Linked DNA regions of Homo sapiens: region 1 is linked to region 2. The links are chromatin loops, found by intact Hi-C in ENCODE. Cell type or tissue: natural killer cell. All regions are shown on one strand.

Region 1 (8,000 bases), 360 kb before region 2:
AATATAAATTGATTAATCAAAAAAATTTAAATAGGACAAATCAGGAAGACACAAGAGAGATTTTAAAATTATTCAGAGAATACCACAATAGCTGTACCAATATATTTTAAAACTTAGATGAAACGGACAACTATCTCGATAAATGTAAATTACCAAAACTGACTCATGAAAAAATGGATATTATGAATAGAGCAATAATCAGTAAAGCAATTAAAAAGACAGTTGATAATTTTTATTTACTGACAACAATAACAAAATTTCAGGTCCTGATATTTTTATGGTGAATTTTAACAAATTTTCAAGCTCCTCCTCAACCAATTCTCAGAAGGTTTAAAACTTTAACAAGAAAACACTTTCTAACACATTTTCAGAAGCTGTTATAGCATGATACCAAAACCACACAAGAAAATTATAGACCAATCTCACTTACAAATATACATGCAAAATCAAACAAAATCTTAGTGAACCAAATTCAGAATTAATAATAGCAAACAAGCAAAATATGTTATCATACGTATGGCTTATATCAGGAATGCAAGTATGTTTCAACATCAGAAAATACTTCTCCACATTAACAGACTAAAGGAGAAAAACGCTTGTTTAATTATCTCAATAGGTTTTTAGAGAATTTTGAAAATTTTATAAAGTTATGCGTATTCTGTAAAATTGATGAAATCCAACCTTGATTTATTTTTAAAAATTGCCTTTCCTATAGAATTATAGGTAAAGGAAACACATGCATCCTCACAGAGCTACTTCAAGGCTAAGTTACTTCCCATAAGTAACGTATTCTGTAATGTGTGCTTGGCACATATTCAATACTAAACAAATATTTGCAAATCCTCAAACCACTTCTCGCTCAAATAACCCACCTTTGTCTTTTGCCTTTATGTTAGGGTTGATTTTCTCAATTGTATCTTGGAGATCCTTTGGTGGGTCTTTCAGCAATTACCCTGAATTTGCTTTTCTGTTTACAATTTTAATTCCTGGGAACTCTTTCTTGTTCTCTGACTGCACCCTTTTCATGAGAGTTCAGCCATCAATCCTCCAGAACCCCACCCCCCCCGCCCCCCCAAAAAGCAATAAAGATGTCTAAAAGCTTCTTTCTGGGCTTTCGAATGATGTTTACCCCAGGCATTTGTTCTATTCGTTCATCACCCATTTTCCCTACAACTTGCCTACACTTGATATCAGATTTTTATTTATTAGTCACCTATCTTCTTCATTGGCCCATTTTCCTATTTTGCCACTGGTTGTTCTCAAATGTGTTATGATTCCTGGTTGTACAGTCAAGTGGTTGATAATCTTGGATATACGATAAAGATTTGCTCTGTAGCTGTGTGTAAGCCTATATAAAAGCTTTTGTATTTTTCTTCTTAAAAAAGACAAAAGATGGTTGGGAAGATCCCTCCAGTTCACCAGTTCGAGGCTGCAGTGAGCTATGATAGCGCCGCTGCTCTAGCCTGTCTGTGAAAAACAAGGGGGGCGGGGGGCGGGGGGGAAGACTGGAGATGTAAATCTCCCGCAGGGCCCTACCCGTATCCGCAACAGGTCTCTAACAGGAACAGCCTCAGGCCTGTGTTGGAACAAGGTAGGTTACAGAAATCTGGAAGCCAGATCTGTAACTTCAGGGTAAGGACTGGCTCTCAGGGCTGATCCCCCGGGCTGGGTGTCCCAGAGGCACCCGCCCCCGCCCCTTCCCCAAGGCAGGCCAGGACACCTTCACTCCTCTCCTTAGGCTCCCCACCCCCTTCTCCTCCCCACTGTGCCTCCTGGAGTAGCGGTGGCGGTGCCACAGGGGAGCGGGGCGGGGCGGGCTCTGAGGGCAAGGGGGATGGGCCCCGCCGGGGTCACTGGCGGCCACCCTGGAAACTCGACGCAGGCCGGCCCTTCTAGTGAATCGTCCCAGCCACAGCTGGCCTCCCAGCCGCGCTTGGGGCGCCTCGGGGCGCGAATGGTGCAGGTTGGGGAGACTCACCACGCACCGTCGGGGGTCGGTCCGGTTATTCCTCACCGCTCGGCTCCAGTGGGCGCGCGGGCCTCTCCTCCTCAGTTCCTGCGCTGCAGTCCCTCCCTCACCCTTCGCAGCTTGGGAATCCGACTGTGTCATTCCGACGGAGCGCCGTGAGGACCTCCGAGGGTGTTAGCGCCAAGTGATCTCTGTCCAGCGCTCTGAATATCCAAGTAAAGGAGTTCAATGAAGGGCGGGTCAACGGAGGAGAAACCGTGACTCTCTCAAGGGAGCCCAAGGCCTCCTTGTCTAATTAGTGACGCGCCAATGGATGGAGGCTCTTCCCACCATCTCTTCCCAGCATCCAGTGACACCACCGCCAAGGGACGGGCTCGGCGGAACCTGCAGGAAAGAAGCATCGGCTGAGCCTGACTGCAGCGCTGTGAAGAGACAGGGGAGGGGATCAGTAGTTGGTCCCGCGCCCACCCCCTGTTTCCGCGAGGGGCGGAGTTGACTGGCCATGCAGGCAGAGGGCGAAATGTGAAATTCCACTACTCCTACCGTTTTTCCCTGACCCGATGGGGCGGAGTGTCGTCAGGCTAAGTTCCCTGGCGGTAAGGTGGGGAGATTGAGGCGCACACCTGCCGAACGGTAACGCAGGATTAGCTAAGGCGAGCTCAGGACAGAAGCCTCCCGAGGAGCAGGAGGGCAAAATAATAAATAAATAAATAAATAAATAAATAAATAAATAATAAATAACTCACTCCTTGGTCTTTATTTGCGGCAGGAATTCAGAAGGTGAAAGCGGGGCCTTAGGATCTTTCTGACCTTTTGGGTTTTAAGCAGGAGGTGTCAGAAATGTTACCACAGGGCTAGCTGGCTTGTGGCCAGCAAGCGTTCACAATGCCCTCGATTTTTCATCCCTGTCTGTGGGTTCTTTTTTTCATTGTAAGGCAGAATTTCTACGATTGCTCACCCACTCAGAGAACCTGAGCTGGTTTAGACCAGGTGAGACAGGCTAGGTTTACCCTGGTGATGATGTGTTGTTGCCATGGCGATCCTGCCCAGTACCAGAGGCCCTGCAGATTCAGATACTTGGTGCCTGTGCTTGGCTGAGGGGCCAATGGGTGAAGCTGCCATCTGCGGGATGATGACTGAAGCCTCTAAGTCAGAATCCGCCCAGGCTGAGCCTTAGGGCAGCTCCATGGAGCCTCGGCTGGCCTGGGATAGAGAGTCCACCACTGTGCCAGCCCCCAGCCACTGCCTAGGTCCTGTGCTGAGAGCCCCTTGTCCAGGGAAATGGCGTCCAGTGGAAAAGGGACCACCCCCTTGCCCTTCACTCAAGGCAGGTTGGTGACAACCCTGAAGCTAATCCGTTCCTAGAGGAGCTGCTTCTGGGTCCGAGTTTTCTCTGCAGCAGAGCAGCTCCCTGGATGGGATCTGTTCAAAGTCCGCCTTTCACGCGGAATTTTCCGTCCTTGCAATTTTCCACCTCCACCACTAGGGGATCCTCTCTGACCGCCTCATGCCGGCTCTGGCCTCTGAGCAGGGGTCTCTCTTCTGCATGTGCGACCTTGCGCATGCCTAGTGGCCTTTTGGGACCTAGAGCTGCTCCACACCCCGATGGGGTTACAGAGTGCCTCGCCTCCACTCCACCCCACCAGGGTTCCTTCCCTGGCTGGGATGGGATTTCAGAAGCGCCGAGGAACAGCCCAGACAGGTGTGGGAGAGTAGCCAAGGCCCCTGTCCCGGGGTGGCCAGGACAGCGGTGGCCTCGCATAGGACCTGGCTGGGCTGCTGCAATCAGTGTCCTGCCCCTTGGAGAGCAACAGTGAAAACAACAAGACTATCTTCACCCACCTTAAGAAAGAACAGAACCAGTATCCCCAACTCTGCTGTGTATCCCAACCCAATTCCATTCCCCACCCCACTCTCAGTAGCCAATATGCAAAATATTAGAATACTCTTACTGTTATTATTTTCAACCACACTCTGCATCCTGAAAAACCATATATTTCGTTATGTGCTTTTAAACTTCTTGAAAATGAAATACTGAGGCTGGGCGCAGTGGCTGACACCTGTAATCCCAGCACTTCGGGAGGCGGAGGCAGGCGGATCACGAGGTCAGGAGATCGAGACCATCCTGGCTAACACAGTGAAACCCCATCTCTACTAAAAATACAAAAAATTAGCCGGGCGTGGTGGCGGGCGCCTGTAGTCCCAGCTACTTGGGAGGCTGAGGCAGGAGAACGGCGTGAACCCGGGAGGTGGAGCTTGCACTGCGCCGAGATCGCGCCACTGCACTCCAGCCTGGGCGACAGCGCCAGACTCTGTCTCCAAAAAAAAAAAGAAAAAAGAAATACTGAATTTTCAAATACTTGCTTTTTTTTTCGGTCAAAATTATGTTCTCAAATTTCACTCCTGTAGATGTGCGTGGCTGGCTGTAGTTTTTGCATTTTTATTATTAGGTATTCTCCTGTTGCATTAATATGCCACATTTTATTTCTCTCATGTTTTTGGTGACCACTTGGGGTGTTTTTTGGTTTTGTATTTTTGCTGTATACATGCTGCCATGGTGGACATACCTCTTTATACATATTTCCTGTTGTATGCAGACACAATTTTAGGATGTGACATCTTCAGCTTTTCTATTGTGTCGTGTGTCTTTTCCTTCGTGCTTTGTGTTATTTACATATTCTGGACACAGATTCTTTGTCAACTGTATGTGCTGCACATCTCTTTCCCAGTTTGTGTCTTCTTCTTCTTTTTTTTTTCTTAAAAAAAACTTTCTTTATAGTGTTTTTTCTTTCTTTCTTTCTTTGTTTTGTTTTGTTTTTTTGAGATGGAGTCTTGCTCTGTCACCTAGGCTGAAGTGCACTGGCCGATCTCGGCTCACTGCAACCTCCGTCTCCTGGGTTCAAGTGATTCTCCTGCCTCAGCTTCCCAAGTAGCTGGGATTACAGGTGCCTGTCACCACACCCAGCTAATTTTTGTATTTTTAGTACAGATGGGGTTTCACCATGTTTGTCAGGCTGGTCTCGAACTCCTGACCTCAGGTGATCCACCCTCTTTGGCCTCCCAAAGTGTTGGGATTACAGGCGTGAGCCACAGCACCTGGCCTGTGTTCTTTCTTAAGTAGATGTTACTTTTAATATAATAGAATGTATCATATTTTGCTTTTATATTAGTACTTTTTCTATCTAATTCAAACACATCCCCAAGGGTCTTTGTGTGTAGACTGACCAATTTCTCAAGAATCATGAATGAATACTGCTTCTCTTTCCCCAATTTATCTGTAATGCTACCTTTATTATAAAGTTTCTATGCATGTGTAGAAATAGTTCCTGATTTTTCACTCTGTGCCACCAGCATACCAATAGCACGCTGTCTTAAATATTAAATAGCAGAGCTTTATGAGACAACTTGATGTGCAGTAGGCAATTGCCCCCTTGTTACTCTTCTTCAGGGTTCTTTGTTGTACCACATGAATTTTAGAATTGGCTTGTCCAGCTAAAAGACAACTGCAAGGATTTTATTTGGAAGTTCATAATTCTATACATAATTTGGGGAAAGTATTTTCATAATACCAAGTCTTCCTATTAATGAACACAGACTCTCTCTCTCTCTCCCCCACCCCCACCTGTTTAGTTATTTATATCTTTATGGTCTGTTAGTTATTGTTTATTGTCTTTCAACCAGGTTTCATGTTTTTCTACATAGAGGCCTTGCATGTGAAAGTCTTTCTTCCTAGCTTGCTATTACAAATTTTTTTTAATTGCACTTTTTGGGTACAGTGGCTTGTACTGTAATCCCCGATACCTGGGAGGCTGAGGCAGATGGATTGCTTGAGTCCAGAAGTTCAAGACCAGCCTGGGCAACATAATGAGGTCCCTGTCTCAAAAAGTTTGTTTTAAAAATTGCATTTGCTGTTATTCAACAAATGTCATTGTGTCTCATATATGGATTTTTATATCTGATAACCTTGTTCAACAATCTTTTGATTCTAACAATATATCAGATTCTTTTGAGTTTTCCATATAGACAATAATGTCATCTGTAAATTATAATTGTTTCTTCTTTGTTATTTCTTGGACCTTTTATTTTATATTTTTGTCTTGCTGCAAGGCAATATCCCTCTATATATTGTGGGGTCTTTTTTCTCATAAAGTGGGGATGGTGAACACCCTTGTCTTGCTCTCTGATTGTATAAAGCATGCTTTCTGTAGCATTTTGTAGACGCTCTTTTTTAGATTGAGGTAATTCACTTTTATTTCTGGTTTACTGAGTTTTTAGCATAAATTCAGGCTGAATTTGAGCTAAAGCTTTTTCTGGAGACATCATTTGAAAAATTCATATGATTTACTTTCTTTAAGTCACCAAAGTTATGAATTACATTGAACTGAGTTTCTACTGTTTAACTGTATTCTTGGGAGAAAACCCACTTGTCACTGAACAATATCTGTTTTATTTACTGCTGTCTTGTGTCTAAATTTTCTTTTAGGATTTTTTGTATATGCTCAGATTAGCCTGTTATTCTCCTTTCTGTATTTTTTTCTGGTTTGGGGGTCAAAGTTATAATAGCCTCACAATAAGAGCTAAGAAACCAGCCCTAATGGAGGCCGGGGCAGGAGGTTTGGAGTTCAAGACCAGTCTGGGCAAAATAGTGAGACCCCCATCTCTATGAAAAATAGAAATTAGCCAGGCATGGCAGTGAGTACCTGTAGTCCTAGGTACTTGGGAGGGTGAGGCAGGAGGATTGCTTGAGCCTAGGAATTTGAGGCTGCAGCGAACTATGATTGTGCCACTGTACTCCAGCCTGGATGACAGAGCGAGACCCTGTCTCAAAAGAAAAAAAAAGAAGAAATAAAAAGGAAAAGATAAAAGAGCTAAGCATCTGCTTCCTTTTTTCCATTTTCTGGGAGAGTATGTGTAAGACTGTAATTAACTGTTTCTTGAATAATGGGAGAACTCTGTAAAATAATCTGGCTTTGGTGTTACCTGTATTGGAAGGATGAAAAATACCAATTCAGTTTCATTATTGGTTGATAGGGCTACTCATGCTTTTTGTTTTGTTTTGTTTTGTTTTGTTTTTGAGAGGAAGTCTCTCTGTATTGCCCTGTTGTCCAGGCTGAGATGCAACGTTGTTCACAGGCCTGATCCTGGCTCACTACAGCCTCTAACTTCCGATCTCAATAGATCCTCCCGCCTCAGCCTTCCCAGTAGCTAGGACTACAAGCATGCAGCATCACATCCAGCCTCTTTTCCTGCCTGACCCAGTTCTGGTTTCCTTTAGTTTTCTAGGTGTTCATCCATTTTATCTAATGTTTAATGCATTTGGCATAAGGGTGCTCAGTGTCCTTTCATTGTCTGTTGTCTGTAACTGTTGCCATTTTCATTCCTATTTATGAGTACTGGCGTCTTCTCTCACTTTTTCTTAATAATCCTGCTGGAACTTTGCTTTTTAAAGAACATCTTTTGACTTGTTGATTCTTTTTTCATACATATTAACTATTTTCTTATTTTTTGCCTTTATATTTATTTCTTTTCCTGTTTGAAACATTGCTCTTTTCTTACTATAAAAATGGGTAAGTAGCTCATGAATTACCACCTCTTTTAAAAATCTTTTCTACTGTAAGCATTTTAGCAGTTTACATTTGCCCACAAGTACCACTTCAGCTACACCCTATGTGCTTTTACATAAAGTCTTCATTTTTGGTAAGACATATTCTCAAATTTTAATTATCACTTGTTTTTAAATCCATGATGTTTTATTTGAAATGTTGTTTCTAAAGATACATTTTCTGGTTATACTTTTATTCTTCTAATTTAGCACAGTGGCCACAAAACATGGTCTGTGCAGTGCATACAATCGATGAGTAATTTCTGAGCTGTAGTATTTGGCATAATATATGGCAAAATTTCCTAAGTTTTCCATGTGTGCTTTAAAAAACTTCCAGTAAAATACATAAATCTGTTAGATCAAGCTTCTCACATTGTTCAAATAGTCTATATGTTTACTGATTCATTTGACTGCTTGATTTATCAATTA
Region 2 (8,000 bases):
AAGGAACGTCAGATCCGGCTCACTCCCTGACAGGGTGAATTGGAAACTGGCCCCTACTTGGTCTCTAACCCCTTCCACTGGGTCTAGTGGGGACTCTGACGCCGAACAGGGGCTGTAGATCAGTGAGTGTGTATGTGTGTGTGGAGGGGCAGCAGGGGCCGCTTTCCACGTGGTTACATAAGCACGTGTTGGGGTTGGGCAGGTGTTCCTCCGGTCTGAGGGTCCTCGTATGTCCAAAGTCTCTGTGCATAATCGCAGACCCAGATGTGTTTGCATTTGGTAGAATCAGGGTGCTTAAAAAGGGGTGACTGAGGGCTGCAGTTGCAGAGGTGGCTGGGGACTGTGCCTCTGTGGGGGCGGCGTGTCTCAGTGGGAAGATACTCTGGGGAGCCAGGACGATGTCGTACGTGGGTAGCTGTGTGGACAAGTGGTTGGGGGTGTGTGGACATCGGTGGTCACAGGCTGGGAGAGTGGTGTAGCCAAGAGAGGGAGCATGAGTTGGGGCCATAGACAGCGACAGTCTCTGGGTGGCATGACCCCGGAGGGGGCATGCTGTTCCCTGTGCCAGGCACCAGGGACAGGGACACTGAGAAGTTCGATGAATGGAGAGGGCGTGTGAGCTGTGAACATGTGTGGCCGTTTCTGTGGCTTGTGAAGGTGACAGCCAGACTCCCACGTGTGGGCTGCAGATCCAGGGGAGTTGGTGGGTTACCTGGCTATGTGCTTGTGATTGCAGATGGACTATATTTATGTCTGTGGAAAGCTAACCCAGCAGTTGCTTTGTGGCCCTTGTAGTTGTGTATGGGTGTGCGGTTGTGCATCTTAGCAGCATGAGTCAAGTGAGCGTGTGGGCCGTGGGACAGACTCCGGAAAACAACTGCAGGCGTGTAAATGTGGCTGCCTGCAGTGTACACTCTGGAGACATTAACCCTGTCCATGCCCACTGTTGAGGCTGGAGGCACCGTCCTGGGCACCCACCACTTCCAAGTTGCCTTCCTTCATCTGGTCTGCGTGGTGGAGTGAAGGTCAGTGGGACGGACTTGCAGCTGGAAGGCTGGGGGAATGTTGAAAAGGCCACTGACGGTGGGCTTGAGGCTCAGGGTGTCCGGCGGGCACGGGCTCTCCAGGGAGAAGGCTTGTAGGATGGTGGTGAAGAAGAGGAAGAGCTCCGCTTTTGCCAGGCCCTCTCCAAGGCAGACACGCTTCCCTGGTGAGGAGAGAGAGAGAGAGAGGGCTGAGTCAGTATTCCTCACACCCAGGCCCACGGGGGGAACAGCAGGTGGAGGAGCCAACAGTAAGCCCAGGGTGCAGAAGGGTGCCCCCAGCTGGCACAGATGCCTGGAGTTCGCCAGCACCTGCTTGTGATACCCAGGGCTGCAGCAGATACCTAAGGAGAAGGGCAGGAACGCCTCATGCTTCCTGAACCGTCCATCTGCATCCAGGAAACGGTCTGGGTTGAACTCTTCTGGGTGCTTGAAGATGTTGGGGTCATGCAGGATGGAGCCAAGGAGGGGGAAGACCTCCGTGCCCTGAGGGGAAATAATAATGAAACTATAAACCCCTTCCCACCCCAGTCCATTTGGTCCTCGAGTGTGGAGTACAAGTCTCGGGTGCCAGGGACACTAGTTCACAAAACCTAATGGCATCAACATTTGTGGAGTGTTGAGTGGCGTGCAGTGGCTCATGCCTGTAATCCCAGCCACGTGGGAGGCTGAGGTGAGAGAAGCATTTGAGCCCAGGAGTTTGAGACCAGCCTGGGCAATATAACAAGACCTTGTCTCTAGGAAAAATTAAAAAATTAGCCAGGCATGGTGGTATGAGCCCGTTGTCCCAGCTGCTCAGGAGGCTGACGTGGGAGGATCACTTGAGCCTAGGAGTTCAAGGCTGCTGTGAGCTATGCTTGTACCACTGCACCCCAGCCTGGGAGACAAAGAGAGACCCTGTCAAGAAAGAAAGAGAGAAAGAGAGGAAGACAGGAAGGGAGGAAGGGAGGAAGGGAGGAAGGAAGAAAGGAAGAAAGAGAGAGAGAGAGAAAGAAAAAGAAAAGAAAGAAAGAGAGAGAGAGAGAAAGAAAGAAAGAAAGAGAGAAAGAAAGAGAGAGAGAGAAAGAAAGAAAGAAAGAAAGAAAGAAAGAAAGAAAGAAAAAAAGAAAGAAAGAAAGGCAAAGAATAGTAGTTAAGGCATAGTCTCTGAGTTCAAATCTTGAATCTACTATTTGCAGGCTGGGGGACCTTGGCAAATCCTCTAAAAACTTTTCAAGCTCTCAGTTTCCTTATCTGTAAGATGGGCATGATAATGGTATAGGGTTGCTTTAAAGATTAAATGAGATAATAGATATGCAAAGCACTCAGAATAACCCCTGGTGCAGAGCAGGTCCTCAAGCCTGGATACCTGTCATTATCATCATTAAATTGTTGCTGCCTGGTACACAGGACCGGTTCCCAAGAGTTGAGTTGGTGTTTGTTTTACAAGCATTATCTTACAGCTTCAAGTTGATACTATTATTGTTTCTAATGTAGAGGAGGGATATATTGAGGTTCAGGGGGGGAAGTGATTTGCCCAAGGCCCCATCTACAAAACAGGAGGGGGTAGGCCAGGTGCAGTGGCTCACGCCTGTAATCCCAGCACTTTAGGAGGCCGAGGCAGGCAGTTCATGAGGTCAGGAGTTTGAGACCAGCCTGACCAACATGGTGAAAACCCATCTCTACTAAAAAGACAAAAATTAGCCGGGTGTGGTGGCATACACCTGTAATCCCAGCTACCCAGGAGGCTGAGGCAAGAGAATTGCTTGAACCTGGGAGGCGGAGGTTGCAGTGAGCCGAGATCACGCCAGTGCACTCCAGCCTGGGCAACAGAGCGAGACTCCATCTCGGAAAAAAAAAAAAAAAAAAAAAGAAGAAGAAGAAAAAGAAAATAGCAGCATAGCAGCACTGGATCCTAACTGCCATAGGTTTGATTCTGCAGTGAAGGTGGAGGAGGGAGCTGCTTGCATAAACTGCTGGGGTTTCTGGGGAAACATCGCCCCCTTTTGGTTCTGCATCGGAGCTGCTCTCCAGTGAAGGGCACTGAGATTGAGAGAGAGAGACAGAGGAGAGAATGTGTCTGCAGCAGGGGCTAAGGGTCAAGAGGGCTTCCCTTAGTCCTGGACTTGCTCCTCAGTTTTCAAACTGCTTCTCTGTATGTTACCTCATTCGATTGTCCCAACCACCTTGGAAGGAGGTAGAATTGGGAGATCTGTGGGGCAGATGGGGCCCAGAGATAGAGTCAAAGGGGAAGAAAACACAAACCAAAAAGAAACAGAAAGAGTTAAAAGATGCAGAAAGCATGGCTGGGTGCGGTGGCTCACGCCTGTAATCCCAGCACTTTGGGAGGCCGAAGCGGGCAGATCACGAGGTCAGGAGTTCAAGACCAGCCTGACCAACATAATGAAACCCCGTGTCTACTAAAAATACAAAAAATTAGCTGGGCGTGGTGGTGGGCACCTGTAATCCCAGCTACTCAGGAGGCTGAGGCAGGAGAATCACTTGAACCTGGGAGGCGGAGGTTGCAGTGAGCTGAGATCACGCCATTGCACTCCAGCCCGGGCGACAGTGCGAGACTCTGTCTCAAAAAAAGAAAAAAAATATATGCAGAAAGGGAGGGGGTGTCAGAGAAAGAAGGAGAAGAAAGATGCAGGGGGGTAGGAGTGGAGGAGGAAGACAGAGACAGAGAAAGAGAGGGAGATAAAGACAGAGAGAGAGAGAGAGAGACACTAAGATCAAGAAAAAGTCAGGGAGACACTGACAGCAAACCACCCGGGCTCAGGCCCCGAGGCAGAGAACCATGGGTGGCAGCCATACGCATACCCACCTGGGGCAGGGTGTACCCTCGGAAGCGGGTGGTCCGCATGAGGGTGCGGGGTATTCCCATGGGCACCAGCGCCAGCAGCCGCTGCGCCTCATGCAGAACCGCGTCGGTGTAAGGGAGGCGGGTACGGTCCCCTAGGCTTGGTGCCTGGCCAGCCCCCAGCTCCCGATTCAGCTCCTCACGTACCCACTCTGCAAGCAAGAGGAGGGCAGGAGTCAGACGGGGGTAGGGCCCAGGGATCCTCCTCTCAGAAGCCCATCTGCTTGCATAGCTGTAGTTTGGGGTGAGGCTGACAGGTGGGGAGGAGTGGTCCCCCAGCCCTCACTGAGCCCAAAGACCACACATCTTGTGTGTTGGGTGTTCCATCTATCTTCTCTCTCTCTTATTTTATTTTATTTTATTTCATTTTATTATTATTATTTTTTTTTGCAACGGAGTTTTGCTCTTGTTGCCCAGGCTGGAGTGCAATGGTGCGATCTTGGCTCACCACAACCTCTGCCTCCCGGATTCAAGCGATTCTCCCGCCTCAGCCTCCTGAGTAGCTGGGATTACACGCTCTGCCACCCAGGCTGGAGTGCAGTGGCGCGATCCTGGCTTGCTGCAACTCCGCCTCCCGGGTTCAGGAGATTCTCCCACCTCAGCCTCCCGAGTAGCTGGGACTACAGACGCCTGCCATCATGCCCAGCTCATTTTTGTATTTTCAATAGAGACAGGGTTTCACCATGTTAGCGAGGCTGGTCTCGAACTCCTGACCTCAGGTGATCCACCTGCCTTGGCCTCCCAAAGTGCTGGGATTACAGATGTGAGCCACCGTACCTGGCCTTCTCTCTCTCTCTTTTTTTTTTGAGACAGGGTCTTACTCTGTTGCCCAGGCTGGTGCAGTAGTACAATGACGGCTCACTGTAATAGCCTTCATCTCACCTCCTGGGCTCAGGTGATCCTTCCACCTCAGTCTCCTGAGTAGCTATGACCACAGGCACGCACCACCACACCCAGCTAATTTTTCTATTTTCGGTAGAGACAGGGCCTCATTATGCTGCCCAGGCTGATCTTGAACTCCTAGCCTCAAGTGATCCTCCCACCTCAGCCTCCCAAAGTGCTGGGATTACAGGTATAAGCCACCATGCCTGGCTCATCCATACTTTCTTAATTCCCATAGCACCCTTGTGAGGTACATATTGTTATCCATCCCCATTTCCTAGGTGAGGAAACAGACTCAGAGAACCCAAGTCACTGCTGGAAGTCACAGCTAATTCCACTCCTGCAACACTACCAGGACCTCCACTCCCATATTCCAGGTCAGCCCGTCCCCATGGCCCACAGCAGCTGCCTGACCCGAAAATGCTAGAGTTGGGCTGGGTGCCTTGGCTCATGCCTGTAATCCCAGCACTTTGCAAGGCTGAGGTGGGCAGATCACTTGAGGTCAGGAGTTCGGGACCAGCCTGGCCAACATGGGGAAACCCTGTCTCTACTAAACATACAAAAGTTAGCTGGGCGTGGTGGTGCATGCTTGTAATCCTAGCTACTTGGGAGGCTGAGGCAGGAGAATTGCTTGAACCCAGGAGGCCGGAGGTTGCAGTGGGCCGAGATCGCACTACTGCACTCCAGCCTGGGCAACAGAGTGAGAGTCTATCCCCCACAAAAAGTAAAAAAAATAAAAATAAAAAACCAATTTGACCTTGCCCTCCCCTGCTCAAAGTCATTGCATTGCTCCCCATGGCTCAGGATAAGGCACCTAATGTATCACTAAGGCGATGAGGCCCACAGACACCTGCCTTGTTTTTCACTGTGCCTCATACTGCAATCAGCAACTCCTGAACCTCTTCTGGCTCCTCGACATCTCAAACGCCATGCCCATCGATGCCTCAAAGATCTAACTCAGCCTGTCTGCTTGGCCCACCCACTCTTCCCTCTAGAATTCTCACTTTTTTTTTTTTGAAACAGTGTCTCGCTCTGTCGCCCAGGCTGGAGTGCAGTGGTGTGATGTCAGCTCACTGCAACTTCTACCTCCTGGGCTCAAACAATTCTCACTCCTCAGCCACCTGAGTGCTGGGATTACAAGTGCATGCCACCACACCCGCTAATTTTTGTATTTTCAGTAGAGATGGGGTTTCACTGTGTTGGCCAGGCTGGTCTTAAACTCCTATTCTCAAGTGATCAGCCCGCCTCAGCCTCCCAAAGTGCTGGGATTATAGGCGTGAGCCACCTTGCTCAGCCTAGAACCCTGACTTCTGTTCCCAAGGCCTGGCAAGTGGAAAAGGCTCTTACTTTGGACATGAGGGTATTTCATCAGGAGCAGGAGGGTATAGCCGACCGTGGTGCTGACCGTCATCGTCCCAGCAAACAGCAAATAAATGACTGTCATCAGCATGTTCTTGTTGGTGAATTCTGTGCCTGGGTTTTGTTCCTCCTGAAAGAAACCAGGCAGAGGGGCTGAGAGAACACAGCCTTTGGGAAGTAAATGTCCAGAACAGCCAAGCCTGGGGTCGGAAACACAAGTTAAAGTTTTGTCACGGGGTTTAGATAAATTTTTGGGAAGGTTGGGAAGTAGACTTTTTTTTTTTGAGACAGAGTCTTGCTTTGTTGCCCAGGCTGAGTGCAGTGGCACGATCTCGGCTCACTGCAACCTCCGCCTCCTGGGTTCAAGCAATTCTCCTGCCTCAGCCTCCCGAGTAGCTGGGATTACAGGTGCGCACCACCATGCCTGGCTAATTTTTGTACATTTAATGGAGACGGGGTTTCTGCATGTTGGCCAGGTTGGTTTCAAACTCCTGACCTCAGGTAACTGCTGTACCATTTTCCACAGGGCTGCGTCGTTTCACATTCCCACCAATGGTATACATGGGTTTCAAAGTCTCCACATCTTCATCAATCCTTATAACTTTCTGTGTTTTTGTTATTAGTCATTCTCTTTCATTTTTAAAAACATTTCAACCAGAGAGAACTAATATCAAGAGTCTACTTCCTGGCCAGGCACAGTGGCTCACGCCTGTAGTCCCAGCACTTTGGGAGGCCGAGGCGGGTGGATCACTTGAGGCCAGGAGTTTGAGATCAGCCTGGCTAACACGATGAAACTCCATCTCTACTAAAAATACAAAAAATTAGCCAGGCGTGGTGACGGGCACCTGTAGTCCCAGCTGCTTGGGAGACTGAGGCAGGAGAATGGCATGAACCCGGGAGGCGGAGCTTGCAGTGAGCCGAGATCGAGCCACCGCACTCTAGCCTGGGTGACAGAGTGAGACTTCATCTCAAAAAAAAAAAGGTGATTGCCAGGGGTTGGAGGAGGGAGGAACAGGCAGTTGTTTAATGGGTATAGAGTTTCAGCTTTGCAACATGAAGAGTTCTGGAGACTGATTGCATAACAGTATGAATGTACTGAACACTACTGTACTGTATACCTAAAAATGGTTAAGATGGTAAACGTTATGTGTATTTTACTATAGTTAAAACTAAAAAATATTCAATAAAAGAGAAAAGAAATGGGGCAATAGGGTTAAGAAAAATTTTTCTTTCTCCACAAACAGGGAGGCTGCATTTAATTAAAGAATTGGCCCCATTCTTCCAAAAGTTCGTACAGTTAAAAACTATTTATTTCCTTAGGAGTCACCTTAATTCTAGTTTACTTATAGGGCATGGTGTCTTTTTTCTTTTTTTCTTTTTTTTTTTTTTTGAGATGGAATTTCGCTCTTGTTGCCCAGGCTGGAGTGCAATGGTGCAATCTCAGCTCACCGCAACCTAAGCCTCCCGGGTTCAAGCGATTCTCCTGCCTCAGCCTCCCTAGTAGCTGGGATTACAGGCATGTGCCACCACGTCCGGCTAATTTTGTATTTTTTTTTTTAGTAGAGATGGGGTTTCTCCATGTTGGTCAGGCTGGTCTCGAACTCCCGACCTCAGGTGATCCGCCCGTCTCGGCCTCCCAAAGTCCTGAGATTACAGGCATGAGCCACTGTGCCCGACCGGGCATGATGTCTTATGCCTATAGTCCCAGCACTTTGGGAGTTCAAGGCAGCAGGAGGATTACATGAGCCCAGGAATTCAAGACCAGCCTGGGTAACATAGTGAGAGTCTATCTCTACAAAGAAAAAAAAAAAATTTAGCCAGGTGTGGTGGTGCACACCTGTTGTCCCAGCTACTCAGGAGCCCGAGGCAGGAGG

Evidence for each region. Hi-C counts contacts between places; a loop is a spot of excess contacts. Peaks named below come from ENCODE experiments on the same cell type or tissue, not always from the same donor. Only the 100,000 strongest peaks of a DNase experiment are listed, where the experiment ranks them.
Region 1: a loop joins it to region 2, with 4 times the contacts of the local background. A loop is called at or near these places in 12 of 110 quality-filtered maps.

Annotation. Positions count from the first base shown.
Region 1 is chr19:41,559,035-41,567,034 of GRCh38, reverse strand. It overlaps a transcript of CEACAM21 not described here and the pseudogene LOC110467527. Among named protein-coding and RNA genes, the nearest start is that of CEACAM21, 13 kb to the left of the region's middle. RefSeq lists an enhancer at 3,322-3,616. In natural killer cell, CTCF peaks have their summits at 3,253 and 3,453; DNase peaks (open chromatin) are centred at 1,494, 2,374, 3,004, 3,464 and 1 weaker place; H3K4me3 peaks cover 1,371 bases; H3K27ac peaks cover 2,552 bases.
Region 2 is chr19:41,199,487-41,207,486 of GRCh38, reverse strand. CYP2S1 (cytochrome P450 family 2 subfamily S member 1) reads right to left here. Exons shown (of 9, transcript NM_030622.8): 6 at 6,115-6,256; 7 at 3,850-4,037; 8 at 1,388-1,529; 9 at 1-1,207. The coding sequence ends at 999. Among named protein-coding and RNA genes, the nearest start is that of CYP2S1, 10 kb to the right of the region's middle. RefSeq lists an enhancer at 1-469. In natural killer cell, CTCF peaks have their summits at 2,790 and 3,025 (motif pointing left); DNase peaks (open chromatin) are centred at 1,326 and 3,016.